2 separate regions of the Homo sapiens genome follow, and region 2 is linked to region 1. Evidence: chromatin contacts called from ENCODE Hi-C or POLR2A ChIA-PET data. All regions are on one chromosome and are shown on one strand. The core of a region is the stretch at or near the end of the contact, and the rest is flanking DNA. Distances in the headings are between cores, read along the strand shown.

Region 1 (7,337 bases), core at 2,483-4,982:
TCATCATCACTGGCCATCAGAGAAATGCAAATCAAAACCACAATGAGATACCATCTCACACCAGTTAGAATGGCAATCATTAAAAAGTCAGGAAACAACAGGTGCTGGAGAGGATGTGGAGAAATAGGAACACTTTTACACTGTTGGTGGGACTGTAAACTAGTTCAACCATTGTGGAAGACAGTGTGACGATTCCTCAAGGATCTAGAACTAGAAATACCATTTGACCCAGCCATCTCATTACTGGGTATGTACCCAAAGGATTATAAATCATGCTACTATAAAGACACATGCACACGTATGTTTATTGTGGCACTATTCACAATAGCAAAGACTTGGAACCAACCCAAATGTCCATCAATGATAGACTGGTTTAAGAAAATGTGGCACATATATACCATGGAATACAATGCAGCCATAAAAAAGGATGAGTTCATGTCCTTTGTAGGGACATGGATGAATCTGGAAACCAGCATTATCAGCAAACTATCGCAAGGACAAAAAACCAAACACTGCATGTTCTCACTCATAGGTGGGAACTGAACACTATGACACAGTGAGAACGCTATGACACAATGAGAACACTTGGACACAGGAAGGGGAACATCACACACTGGGGCCTGTCATGGGGTGGGGGGAGGGGGGAGGGATAGCATTAGGAGATATACCTAATGTAAATGATGAGTTAATGGGTGCAGCACACCAACATGGCGCATGTATATATATGTAACAAACCTGCACGTTGTGCACATGTACCCTAGAACTTAAAGTATAAAGAAAAAAAAAAAGATTAGACAGACAAGGCCCATTATAGAAATCTCTTAGAAGACTTTCATAAATGCTCAGGACTGTAGGCAGACACACAAAACTGCAAAGGCATTGCTTCAAGCCACTCCTCACTGTTTCTAAGAGTAGTTGACTGTAGTAAAATACAACAAGGTCAACAAAATCCAGATGAGTCAGTAATATCATATTTTGAGAGGTGTGAGTAAACTTAAACAATATTCGGGTTTATCTGAAGAAAGCTAAGCTAATAATCAAAATGATATTCTTCTCAACTCCAGTTTTATAAATAGGTTAGATGAAGAATTAGCACTAATAATGAAAAGACAAAACCCTCGCTGGGCCACTTCTCAAAATCATAATTTGGTCAGTCTTGCTGCCCAGTTGTCTCATAACTGAAGACAAATCTGAGAAGGAGGCCAAACAAAAGAGCAAGGCTAATAAAATTATGATTTTACAGTCGAAACAAATGTCCACACAATTTGGACCTTCAAGATATCCTTATAAATCCGCAAATAGACTTAACCATACACTTTCAATTAATGCAAAAAGCCTGATCACATTAAAACGAACTGCCAAAAACTAAAAAGGAAAGAACAACAGGTGGAGTCAGATAATAAAGAATGGGGGTGCTCCATGGAACTTAAAGGGGCCTTTCCTTTTCTCCTTACACTCTGAGAGAAAAGAAATTGTTTAAAACTCCCCTTACTGTTTTCATCCCTCATTCTGTGGAAGCATTGCTAAACTTGAACCACACTCAACGTTATTCAATGAGTAGACTAACTTCATAGAAAGTTTCACTTCTTTTAGCTTCTCATGTCACCATCTCTAGATGTAACAAGCTAAATATTGCAACTCTTCTTCCTTCACTTTCAGATGAAACACCACACAATTGCATAACTCTAACTGATAAACTTGTTTTCTCCTAGGACTGATCTGCAAGAGACTTTTCTTACTTAGGCTAATGTTGTTTGGTTTACAGACGCATGTTATTTAAAGGATGAATCTGGAACTTACTGTAAAGGTTTACGCAATAGTGTCTTTAACAGAAGAAATAGAAAGTGCTTACCTTCCAGAAGCCACTTAGATTCACTTCTGTCTTTGTACCACAACTGTGTATTGAAGATGTCATTTGCCATGTACAGGCCCTAACCAATTACACACAAAAGGCCCTAAATAACAGCCACATGAATGTCTCATTATTAAATAATGAAGTTACTGTCATGAGAAGACTGTATTACAAAACTGTATGGTCTTAGACATACTCACTGCAGCCCAAGGAGGAATCTGTGCTATGACAGAAACTGAATGCTGTGTTTATATCCCAGATGAATCAAATAACGTCACCAAATTAATAACTGATTTGAAAAACTCTAATAATTAACCTTTCGGATCCAAAACCCTCTCTAAGCTACTGGTTAAGTAATTGATTTGGATCTTGGGGAACTTGGTGGCAAAAGCTGTTATGTATTTTAGGAATTATCATAGTTTGTGTTTTGTCTTGCCTTTGTCTGCAGAGCTGTTATGGTATTTATCTGCAATTGGGTCAACACACAGCTGAGAAAATGTGTAGAACAAAGACTACTCAGAGAATTGTTTGATTGAAGAGGCAGCCGTGTAGCCTGAATCAGGTTCCAGAACTACTTTCTCTTGTTGCTTTATAATTCGGACTTGGTCCTTTCCAATTTCCCCTCCTCCCTGGGATGTGACTGCCAGGAAGGGGCCTTCCTAGTGACATGAGGTTTGATCAAATACACGGCCTGAGAATATAATTCTTCTATAATGCTTTCTCTGAAAGCTTTTGAAGAAAAGGGGAAAATGTGAAAAGAAAATTTCAGCACTTTCCAAACGTACTATGCCAAGGGGAAAAGTTAAGCCCTGTAAACTAAATCACAGAACATGGCTGTTTTTCTTCTCTGGTGCATGACTGTTGCTTCCTGATCTTTGTGTTGATGTTATATATTAACCAGATTTTTTATTCTTTATTCAGACTAAATGACGTTGGAGATAGAGACCCTTGTGATTGTTACCTCTTTACAATAGAATATTAAACAACCCCCTTACAGTGTAATCAATAGTAGTGAATTGAATCTTCTGTGTACGTTAGCCTCATCTAGAAAATGCTGTAATTACGTACAGCACTCCTGTTTTTGGTGATATAAATGACCCTCACCTTTCCCTGCATCAGGGAGCACTGATCACCATTCTTTGCTGTCAGTGGTTCCCGGGATAGCCGCCCTCACACTTTGCACTTGAATAAACTCTTTCAACTGGATCCCTGAGCTTTTTGGTTATTTTAGGCTGACATTAGTTAACTAACAAGATGTTAGTTCTTCAGTCTGTTAATTCTGAGGGGTTGACCAGAGGTCCTGTAAGGTCCCTTCCAACTCTAACATTCCACGATTTCGTGAATTTAAAGACTGTGGTTGCCCCTGTATTAACTGGGTTCAGGAGTAAGATAGATAAATTAAGTCATCCAATCGACAAATATTTATTACAGTTCTCTATTGTGTGTAGGTGTATCTGTGGAAATAGGAAACTGTATTTTGGTGCACTCCTGCTTCCAAATCACAGAACTACAACTCCTTCAGCAGAAATTTTCTAAGCTTCCCGCACCAGCCAGAGACCAAGATTCTGCGGTGCACATAGTCAAGGGTTGCTATGGAGTCCAACACGGCCCCAAACAGAAGTGGTCCCTGAAAATTTCTTTCCCAGAAAACTTGCATTTGAAAAACAATGCCATTCCAATTCGCCTTTTCCTAAAGTAAACTCATAAATAGAGACAACCAAACTTTCGCTCTCAGCCCAGAGAACGACGCTCTCCTCCCAAGAGGAACCTCGGCTCTTCCGCGGCAGAAGCTGCACGGAACCAAGAAGCCGCGGGCGCTGGTTCTCCAACGAGCTTTTCTCCCGTTCGTACCAGCGTCCAGGCGGGGTTACCGTGGAGACAGAACGTGCTGTGTGGATGCGGCGAAACGCTGAGGCGCGGCCTTCGCTGTGTGGTGGGGACTCACAAGACCGACGTCAAGATGGTTAGTGGCTCTGAATAGTAAGGGAGTACTTTGAGTAGGTCCTGAGGCTGGCGATTAGAGGTTCCCAGCACACTTCTGTGTGAAGTCTAGGTGTGTCCGCAGAGAGTAATCCCCAGCTCTCCCTGTGTTCCCACGGGGGACAGGGATGCAACTGTAAATACCTCGGTGCTTTCTTCCCTCCTGCTTTTCCGTTTACTCACATTTAAACCACTCGTGGGATGGGAAGCAGAGGAAGGGAAAGCTGAGATGACAGAAGCAATGCGAAAGCATCTCTAGCCAGAGAAGATAAAAGTTGGGAGTAGCTGTTTGGTCCTTCCTAAGTATTGGCTGATGGCTCTTCTAGTAGAATACCTGTTACAAAACGAGTTTGAATAGGCTTCCCTGGGGTTCGTTGTTAAGGATTTGACTTATAATTTTTTTTTTTTTTTTGAGATGGAGGCTCGCTTTGTCGCCCAGGTTGGAGTGCAGTGGCGCGATCTTGGCTCACTGCAACCTCTGCCTCTAGGTTCAAGCGTTTCTTCTGCCTCAGCCTCCCGAGTAGCTGGGACTACAGGCGCATGCCACCACGCCCGGCTAATTTTTGTATTTTTAGTAGAGATGCGGTGTCACCATATTGACCAGGCTGGTCTCCAACTCCTGACCTCGTGATCCGCCGCCTTCGCCTCTCAAAGTGCTGGGATTACAGGCATGAGCCACTGTGCCCGGCCTTGACTTATAAATTACAGAGCTGTCACTCTCAGTTTAAATCTGATAATCAGAATTGGACCATACAGCTGTCTTTGTTTCTTTTACAGATGCTTTCAAGGGCCAAACCTGCTGTAGGCAGAGGCGTACAGCACACTGACAAAAGAAAGAAGAAAGGTAGGAAGATTCCAAAACTAGAGGAGCTACTTTCAAAAAGAGATTTCACTGGAGCTATTACCCTGTTGGAGGTAATGCCCAAAGAACGTTGCTTCTTAGTGTATGAATACCAGACTGTAGATGAATGCTTGGGTGAATGCTGTTTGCTATGCTCTTGAAATAGGTGGGTGCATTCTGGGGCTTCCTGTACAAATCCCCTGTAAATCTAGTCAGGCACAGATTCCAGATTCCAAGTTAGCTATAAACCTGATAAAAAACGAACTAAAAAACTAAACTTGGCCGGGCGCGGTGGCTCATGCCTGTAATTCCAGCACTTCGGGAGGCCGAGACGGGCAGATCACAAGGTCAAGAGATCGAGACCATCCTGGCCAACATGGTGAAACCCCGTCTCTATTGAAAATACAAAAATTAGCTGGGCATGGTGGCACGTGTCTGTAGTCCCAGCTACTCGGGAGGCTGAGGCTGGAGAATCGCTTGAACCCGGGAGGCGGAGGTTGCAGTGAGCCAAGATCATGCCACTGCACTCCAGCCTGGCTACAAGGCGAGACTCCGTCTCAAAAAAAAAAAAAAAAAAAAACAAAACAAAACTTATTTCTTGAGGGCCACTTTTGAGTATGTCTAGTTCACCAACAGTGATTACAATCTAAAAATATGAAGGGACCTTTTATACAATGTCATTTCACACATTGCTTATCCCAACCCTTGACCAATGTATGATTTTTTCCTATTATGTGTTCTAAAATTTTGATCAAACTTAAATAATTCTAACATGCTTACGGTTGAAAATATAGCCCCAGAAAATATTTCAAATCTCCATGGCAGTAGTTCTCACCTTTTAATATACATTGGAATTACCTAGGGTACTTAATAAGATATCGATTCCTGGGCTCCTGCTGTAAGTCTGCAGAGGTGCTCAGGAATCTGCATTTTAAGGTGAGTAGTCTAAGTGCTTCTGATGGAGATGGTCCCAGGAGACTGTGCTTTAAAAAACTGCTTTGTGGGAAACACATGTTATAGGAGGGTGAAGGGTTGCACCAAAGAATGAAGAGTTCTGACAGCATGGTCTGGTTGTGTTGTACCACACTCATTTCTCTTAAAATGCTACTCTGTCCATATTACTCTGAATCTACCCTTAATAATTGTTATAATTAGGTTTACATATATTTCTCCATCTTCCACAAATAGTTCACTTTCTTTTTTTTTTCTTTTTTCTTTTTTTGAGTTGGAGTTTCACTCTTGTCACCCAGGCTAGAGTGCAATGGCGCAATCTCAGCTCACTGCAACCTGCACCTCCCTGGTTCAAGCAATTCTCCTGCCTCAGCCTCCTGAGTAGCTGGGATTAGAAGTGCCTGCCACCATACCTGGCTAATATTTTGTATTTTTAGTAGAGATGGGGTTTCACCATGTTGGCCAGGCTGGTCTCCAACTCCTGGCCTCAGGTGATCCACCTGCCTCGGCCTCCCAAAGTGCTGGGATTACAGGTGTGGGCCACCGCGCCCGGCCTAGTTTGCCTTCTTACTAAGTACTCTGGTGTTGAGCGTGTTTTTTAGCTTTTTGGGCATCAGCTTTCTCATCTTTACAGTGGGGGAGTTGGCATGGAAGAACCTTCTAGTTCTGTGAATCAGTGGACTGAGTGCTATGTATATATCTATTTTCATCAGTCTGTTTTCCTCTTTTTTCTCTAAGACAATGACCACATTTTCCTTGTTGCATAACACCAGGTTGCCTTTATTTTATTTTATTTTTGAGACAGGGTCTCATTCTGTCACCCAGCCTGGAATGCAGTGGCGTGATGGTGGCTCACTGCAGCCTCAACCTCCCAGGGCTCACACGAGTCTCCCACCTCAGCCTCCCAAGTAGCTGAGACTACAGGCACGTGCCACTATACCTGGCTAATTTTCGTTTGATTGGCTATTTGTGTGTGTGTGTGGAGACAGGGGTCTCACCATGTTGCCCAGGCTGGTCTTGAACTCCTGGGCTCAAGGGATCCTCCTGCTTCTGGCCTCCCAAAATGCTGGGATTACAGGGCCAGACTGCCTTTAAGTTGGCAGGGAGGCTCTGCTCTTTGCTCACATTCTTAGGTTGTTAGTTGGAGTACCCTGCTGCATGGGAATGGAAACTGCTATGGTTTGGGGAAGGAAGTCTCATGTGCTTTCCTGTAGCTCCAGGGAATTCAGGGAGACCTCACATGAGAATTTCTCTAGAATTAAGGCATGATACTCAAATTCATAGCATTTGGTATGAGGAGGATTTCTAATGTTGTAGAGTTAGCTACAGGAGTAAATTCTTAGCCCAGACAAGAAAATATCAAAGGGATGTCTTCATCTTGTAATGACTGAGGCACCTGAAATTCTATAGTGATGCTCCATAAATATGTGTTGGCTCACTATTTGATTTATCACCCTGTAGAGTGAAAAAAAAAATCTTATCTTACCACGGAAATTCAGAATTCTCTGTCAAGGTCTCAGTCTTTTCCTCCAAAATAAGGCTTTTCTTTTGTTGGCTGAGGAATTCATAAATATTTGTTCACAATGGACATAAGTGAGGCCAAGTCTTCTGAACATCCTTAACTCTTGTAGGCCTGGTAAGCTAGCCTGCTCAAGGGTAATAGAAAGATTCTCAGTGAAAGGTTACAACCTATTAGTAAATATATGCGTGTGT
Region 2 (7,337 bases), core at 1,969-4,468, 79 kb before region 1:
CAGCTAATTTTTGTATTTTTAGTAGAAACGGGGTTTCACCATGTTGACCAGGCTGGTCTTGAACTCCTGACCTCAAGTGATCTGCCTGTCTCGGTCTCCCAAAGTGCTGGGATTACAGGCGAAGCTGCCGCGCCTGACCTGGATCTGTTATTTTTCTCTATAGCAGCCCAACATTTGCAATCATTTAATTTTTTTTTTTTTTTTTTTGAGACAAAATGTTGCTCTGTCGCCCAGGCTAGAGTACAGTGGCACAATCACAGCTCACTGCAGCCTCAAACTTCTGGGCTCAAGCAATTCTCCCACCTCACCCTGCTGAGTAGATGGGACTACAGGCATGTGCCATCATGCCCAGGTAATTAAAAAAATTTGTTTGTAATTAAAACAAAAAATTAGATAAGGTCTCGCCATGTTGCCCAAGCTGGTCTCCAACTCCTGGGCTCAAGTGATCCTCCCACCTCAGCCTCCCAAAGTACAGGAATTACAGGTCTAAGCTACCATGCCTGGCCACAGTCATTTAATTAATTATGTAAGATAATTATGCAAAATGTGTTTGGGGCCATGTCTAACTTGTTCACCACTGTGTACCCACCATCTAGTGTACAGAAGACACTCAAAAATATTTGCTGACTGGCTGATTGACTTCTTGCCTTTTGGGGCAAGAATTGAATTTAATCCTAGTTGTATGAGTTGAACTCACTTTGAATCTGTGATAAACTATTACTTATTTCCTAAAGATGACTGATTCTTAGTTTTTTTTTTGTTTTTTTAATTTTCTAGTTTTTATTTATGAAGTTAATTCCCTCAAACATTAAGCTAAGTGTGAAGTGCAGTTTTTAGTAAGCTTGCTTATTAGTTAAAAATGGACAATAAACATTTACATTCATAAATATTTCTCTTTTTTTCTTTTTTTTTCATTTTATTGTTATTTTACTTTAAGTTTTAGGGTACATGTGCACAACGTGCAGGTTTGTTACATATGTGTACCTGCGCCATGTTGGTGTGCTGCACCCATTAACTCGTCACGTAGCATTAGGTATATCTCCTAATGCTATCCCTCCCCCCACCCCCCTCCCCTCTGGTTTGTTTGTTTTTAAGAGTTGCATGCAGGCCAGGCGCAGTGGCTCACACCTGTAATCCCAGCACTTTGGGAGGCCAAGGCAGGCAGATCCCCTGAGGTCAGGAGTTCTAGACCAGCCTGACCAACATGGAGAAACCCAGTCTCTACTGAAAATACAAAATTAGCTGGGCGTGGTGGCACATGCCTGTAATCCCAGCTACTTGAGAGGCTGAGGCAGGAGAATCACTTGAACCAAGGAGGTGAAGGTTGCAGTGAACCGAGATCGAGCCATTGCACTCCAGCCTGGGCAATAAAAGCGAAACTCTGTCTCCAAAAAAAAAAAAAAAAAAAAAAAGAGTTGCATGCATCCAGGAGCAGTGGCTCATGCCTGAAATCCCAGCACTTTGGCAGGCCAAGGTAGGCGGATTATTTGAGCTCAGGAGTTGAGACCAGCCTTGGCAACATGGCGAAACCCTGTCTCTATAAAAAATACAACAAAAAAAAATTAGCTGGATGTGGTGGCACACACCTGTTGTCCCAGTTACTTGAGGGGCTGAAGTTGTAGGATCACTTGAGCCCAGGAGGTTGAGGCTGCAGTGAGCCGAGATTGTCACCCAAACTGGGTGACAAAGTGAGACCCTGTCTCAAAAAAAAAAAAAAATTGGATGCAAGAGTTTAGGAGCAAAAAGAAAGAGCTATAAAGATTTTGTGTGTGGGCAGACCTGTGACACTTCAGACCGAGGTGACCCAGTGTGGCCTGAGATGGGGAGAGGCCTCTTCTCCCGCTCTTTAATTAAAACCAATCTGTGACAACTGAAGCCTCATATAGCTTCGCAGGCATGGACATGGGTTCAGGAAGAGCCAAGCCAGAAGTGAGTAGTAATGGTAGACAACAAGACCAACAGATGGAGTAGTTTACAAGCACGTATGAAGACTTTGGTCACTCCCAGAAAGAAAACAGAAGACAGGGACTAAGGTCCAGCAATCAAGCTCCAAGTCAACTGATTCACTCTCATTTGGGCATTTGATATTACCGTGAGCTTACTGTCTCTCCAGGACCACTAGAGCCTGGACACTCTGGTTAATACAAAATAATTACATATACCTCCTAATAGAAGCACATATAAAGCCCGAGTTATGACTCTACTAGTTACGCTTCTCTATCCCGGCACTAACCTTTTCCGTATTTGTTTTCATGAGTTTCATGTAGGAAACTGTCAAAATTATTCGAACAGATAGATTCCACATAGGCACGGCTTGTCGCATAAAATAGGAGTTTTCCTTCTTCCTTCATCTGCGATTTCTTCCTAATATAAGAGATGTGAGACTTAACACGGAGACATCCCCTTCCCACTCCAGTTGATAACATTAATCCCAGCTAAAGTCTAATCATCTAAAAATTTCACTCCATCAGCTTTCACAACGGAGCTACTAACTTTAAGGCAGCAGCTGTACAATAATAAATTTATGAAAACTTTTAAAAGATAGACACATGAAATCATTGAATTGTAAAGCAGTAAGGCTGAGAGAGAGAAGCCAGAGTTGATAGAATGAAAAAAAAAAAAAAAGACTAGCGCCTAAAGGAACTGTTAACTACTAAAATAAATCAGTGAATATAAATCTCAAAGGACGGATATTAACTAATCCTTTCCGGTTTTATGTAAAGAAACACGATAACGTGGCCACCAACCATGTAAATTTATCCAGGAGCTCTGAGTTCTCGATCTTCTTTATCTTTTCAATCTTGAAATTTTTCATGGAAGCTTTAAAATGCTCACTTACTCTGACATATTCTGGATGTAGGTGATGGATCTCTGACAACTAATAAAGTTTAAAAATAGATAAATGTGAAATAGGAAACATTTAAAGCATGATACATCCACATATGTGCCCCCTTATGCCATGAAGTATTGTTACCAGGGTTCTTTCTAACAGCAGATAGGATGAGCTGGCTTAGGGTTCCCACATCTGCCAACTCATTCCCGTAATTAATCAGAGAGGCAGCGGGCCTGTCTGTCCAGGCCAACTGAAAGCTAGCAAAGCACTGTGCCTAAGGGAAAAGGGAAGTCCCCTGCAGTCTGAGTTAGTCCAGTAACCTCTTCCCAATGCAAGGGAAGAGGAATTGAGGTGCCATGCAGTCCAAGCAGACCAGCCTGCACAAAAGCTGAAGCCAGCATGGGGAGGCTAAGCAATCTAGGAATAGTTGTGATCCAACTAGGTTAAGTGACACAGTGAGGCACAGTTTGTTTGACTCCCATAGAAACTTGTTAATTGTAACTAACGGACAAGTCACTTTTACTCTGTGAGTTCTAGTTTTCTTGTCCATAAAATAGAGATGTTAATATCCATTTCACATGGCTGTTGCGAGGATCTGCCCAAATGAGACTGTGTGTGGCTGAACTCTGGAAACAATGAGGTGCCTTGTAGCAGTTAGGTGATCTCTGGGAAAGAGAACCATTAGATGACTGCCTTTCTACCTTGATCTAAGAGTGTTTGTTGTTGTTGTTTGTTTTTTGGAGACAGAGTCTCACTCTGTCGCCCAGGCTGCAGTGCAGTGGGCAGGAGTGCAGTGGCGCGATCTCGGCTCGCTGCAACCTCCGCCTCCCGGGTACAGGCAATTCTCCTGTCTCAGCATCCCAAGTAGCTGGGACTACAGGCTCATGCCGCCATGCCCGGCTAATTTTTTTGTATTTTCGGTAGAGACAGGGTTTCACCGTGTTGTCCAGGCTGGTTTCGAACTCCTGAGCTCAGGCAATCCACTCGCCTCGGCCTCCCAAAATGCTAGGATTACAGGGCTGAGCCACTGCACCCAGCCGATCTAAGAGTTTTGCGGGAGCAATTCATTCATCCAGACAAACACATACACTTGTAGCAAAGTACTTTTTCTAACTTTTAACAGACTCATCCACCAAACATGTAAAACCAAGTACCTTATATTTCTTTGAGGATAGGAAGCAAAAGTCCTCCTGAGGACGAAAGGTCGCAGTTAAAGACACTGACGAGGTCTTTGCTGGCTGATGGCTACAAATAAAGAGAAAGAATTCACTTAACTCTCTGCTCCACAGGCCCAAGTGATGTTTTCTCTTAACTTCCAGCCACTAGGCCAAGGATGCCTAGAGAAATACACAATATTTATTTCTGTATTTTTCTCTGGACTACATCCTCACATATTCCTGGTATAGATGTACCAGTAATCATGTCTTTTAAAAATGCTGCAACTATTCATAATCGGTCAATTAAATGCCATTTTCCTATTGACTTAAAATGTAAAAGTATTGACTCTTTTTTATATTTCTGCTCAACTTTCAAAGGTCCTAATGTGTTAGCATTAAGCAAATGTGTCTTACAGCTTCTTGGTCAAAGGATAAACGATTAAATATATTAGGAATTTAGAGGAAAGAATTCTGCCTTTCCAGTATGAACTGTATTTCAGGGTAACCATACCTGAGAAGTAATTTTCTTTTTCTATCCCATAGAGCTAAAGCTACCAGAAAAATTCTTCTTTATAGATGAATCACACTAATAGTTGCAAAAGAGTTGATAGAATTAGAAAACCACCATTTGGCAATACTTAATGACATCATGGTTCTAAACAATCATTATCATTAGCTACTAAAACCATTAAGTGAAAGATCAGATGAATAGTATAGTGGAATGATCAGACTGGAATGACCTGAACCTACTCTGTGATCTCCATCACTAAAAATAGGACAATCAGACACTGTATATCTCTTCATAAGATGGGACAGAACCACTGGTACGAAGCCATCAATTGTATAGCATACTTGACTCAAAACTGAACCTAAATCTAATCAGTTCCCTAAATCTAATGATCAATTTATAGAAATTACACATCAAATGACCCCATGAGGAAACAATTTGCTAATCTGTTTTGAGACAGAGTTTCACTCTGTCACCCAGGCTGAAGTACAGTGGTGTGATCATGGCTCACTATATCCTCAACCTCCTGAGCCCAAGTGATCCTCCCACCTCAACCTCCCAAAGTGCTAGGATTATAAGCATCAGCCAGCATGCCAGGTTAATTTTCTACATTTTGAATTTGGAAAATTCTATAGGTCAAATCACCTAGTCGTTGTTTTTATTGTTTTTTTTTTTTCCTTTTTCTTTTTCTTTTCTTTTCTTTTTTTTTTTTTTTGAGACAGTCTCACTCTGTTGCCCAGGCTGAGTACAATGGTGCAAAGACAGCTCAACCTCCTGGGCTCAAGTGATCCTCCCACCTCAACCTCTTGAGTAGCTGGGACCACAAGTGTGTACCACCACACCTGTCTAACTTTTTAAAAAGTTTTTGTAGAGATGGGGTCTCAACTCACCATGTTGCCCAGGCTGGTCTTAAACTCCTGGGCTCAAGCAATCCTTCTGCCTTGGCCTCCCAAAGTGCTAGGATTACAGGCATGAGCCACCACACCTGGCCTATCTGATTTCTTAAAAATGAAATTGCATGAAAAAAGTAGAGGAGGGGAAACTGTAGTAGACTAAAAGATATTTATGACACAAATCAACCAAACACAATGTACAGACCCTGCTTAGATACTGATTTGCAATACCTCAACTCTAAATAGTCATTGTTTAAGACAATGGGAAAACATAAAACGTGAACTGGGTATTAGATGATATTAAGGAATTATCATTAACTTTGTTACATAGGTTAATGATATTGTATTATGTTTTTTAAAACCTCTTACCTGTTAGGAAGACACCTAATATATATACAGGGAAATGATAACATGTATTGGATTTACATTAAAATATTCCAGCAAAAGAAAAAAAGTTAGGCCAGGTGTGGTGGCTCATCCCTATAATCCCAGCACTTTGGGAGGCCGAAGCAGGAGGATTGCTTGAGCTCTGGAGTTTAAGACCTGCCTGAGCAACACAGTGGGATCCCCCTCCCCATCTCTAGAAACATTTTTTTTAAATTATCCAGGTGTGGTGGTGCACGGCTGTAGTTGCAGCTACTCAGGAGGCTAAGGCAGGAGAATCACATGAATCCAGGTGTTTGAGGCTGCAGTGAGCCATGATCACACCACTGCACTCTAACCTGCATGCAGAGTGAGACTCTTTCTCAAAGAAAAAAAAAATTTAGAGGTGATGGTAGTAACAATATTGTTACCACTACTACAAATACGTTACAAAGATAGTAAAATATTGACAGTGTTTAAGTTGGATGATAGGTACTCAGGGGTTTATTATCAATTCTTTGTACTTTATGTTTGAAATTTTCCATGATCAAAACAATTACATTTTTTTTTTTTTTTTTTTTTTTTGAGACGGAGTCTCCCTCTGTTGCCCAGGCTGGAGTGCAGTGGCGCGATCTCGGCTCACTGCAAGCTCCGCCTCCCGGGTTCACGCCATTCTCCTGCCTCAGCCTCCCGAGTAGCTGGGACTACAGGCGCCCGCCACCACGCCCGGCTAATTTTTTTGTTATTTTTAGTAGAGATGGGGTTTCACCGTGTTAGCCAGGATGGTCTCGATCTCCTGACCTCGTGATCCGCCCACCTCAGCCTCCCACAGTGCTGGGATTACAGACGTGAGCCACCGCGCCCGGCCAACAATTACATTTTAAAAAATAAATGCTTGAAGGAAAAAACTCTTTAAAGAAGAAGGTGACTCATTAGAATGAGAAAGATTGGCCCCAGTTTATCTCTATTTTAAGGTCAGGTTTCCATTCTGGATTTGTATAACATGGGATAGACTGAATGAATATGTTGTAAGATGCCCATGAACAGTGACGTGTGCCGTAGTTCACTTCTATGTCCCACTGTAGTTCAGGATAGTACCCCAGCCCTTATTCTATCCTACAGCAAGTGTGTCTCCTTGGGCTAGTGAGAGCAGGATTAAATTTGGTTCTCTGCATGACCCACCCCCCACCCTCCCCCACTAACATGTTTTTCTAATTTATTTTTTTTATTCATGTGGCTGTTTATTATCACTATGTGCCATGCATTATACAAACTATTCCAAGACAGCCTGGGCAACCTGGAGAAACCGTGTCTCTATTAAAAAATAAAAAAATTAGTCAGGTGTAGCGGTGTGCACCCATAGTCCTAGTTACTTGGGTGACTGCAGTGGGAGGATCACCCGAGTCCGAGAGGTTGAGGCTGCAGTGAGCTGTGATTGCGCCACTGCACCCCAGCAACCTAACCCCCAACCCCCCCCCCCCCCACAAAAAAACACCAAAATATTTCAAGAGCTCTGAGGAGCTGATAATTGAGGTTGGTGGGGAGGGAGGGGGAAGGGAGGAGGAGGGAAGGTTGTGCTAGAG

The links. A loop is a pair of places that touch in the nucleus more often than their neighbours do. ChIA-PET counts read pairs that join two places held with the same protein, here RNA polymerase II (POLR2A). Pooled maps may share reads with other maps.
Region 2: a loop to region 1 is called in a map of endothelial cell of hepatic sinusoid, with 5 times the contacts of the local background. The contact joins the enhancer-like site here to the promoter of IFT56 in region 1. A Hi-C loop is called at or near these places in 1 of 168 maps with a recorded cell type or tissue (endothelial cell of hepatic sinusoid) and 6 of 50 pooled maps. POLR2A ChIA-PET finds 5 or more read pairs at or near these places in 9 of 52 experiments (CD4-positive, alpha-beta T cell, GM12878, HEK293 and 5 more).

Annotation. Positions count from the first base shown.
Region 1 is chr7:139,130,046-139,137,382 of GRCh38, forward strand. IFT56 (intraflagellar transport 56) reads left to right here and starts at 3,733. Exons shown (of 18, transcript NM_024926.4): 1 at 3,733-3,815; 2 at 4,610-4,747. The coding sequence starts at 3,813. RefSeq lists enhancers at 3,558-3,852, 3,570-3,749.
Region 2 is chr7:139,051,218-139,058,554 of GRCh38, forward strand. ZC3HAV1 (zinc finger CCCH-type containing, antiviral 1) reads right to left here. Exons shown (of 13, transcript NM_020119.4): 10 at 3,988-4,078; 11 at 2,748-2,878; 12 at 2,234-2,364. Among named protein-coding and RNA genes, the nearest start is that of MIR10399, 11 kb to the left of the region's middle. Within about 2 kb of position 3,219, at least 2 of the 41 ENCODE cell types and tissues checked have a DNase peak (open chromatin) inside an H3K27ac peak, as active enhancers do.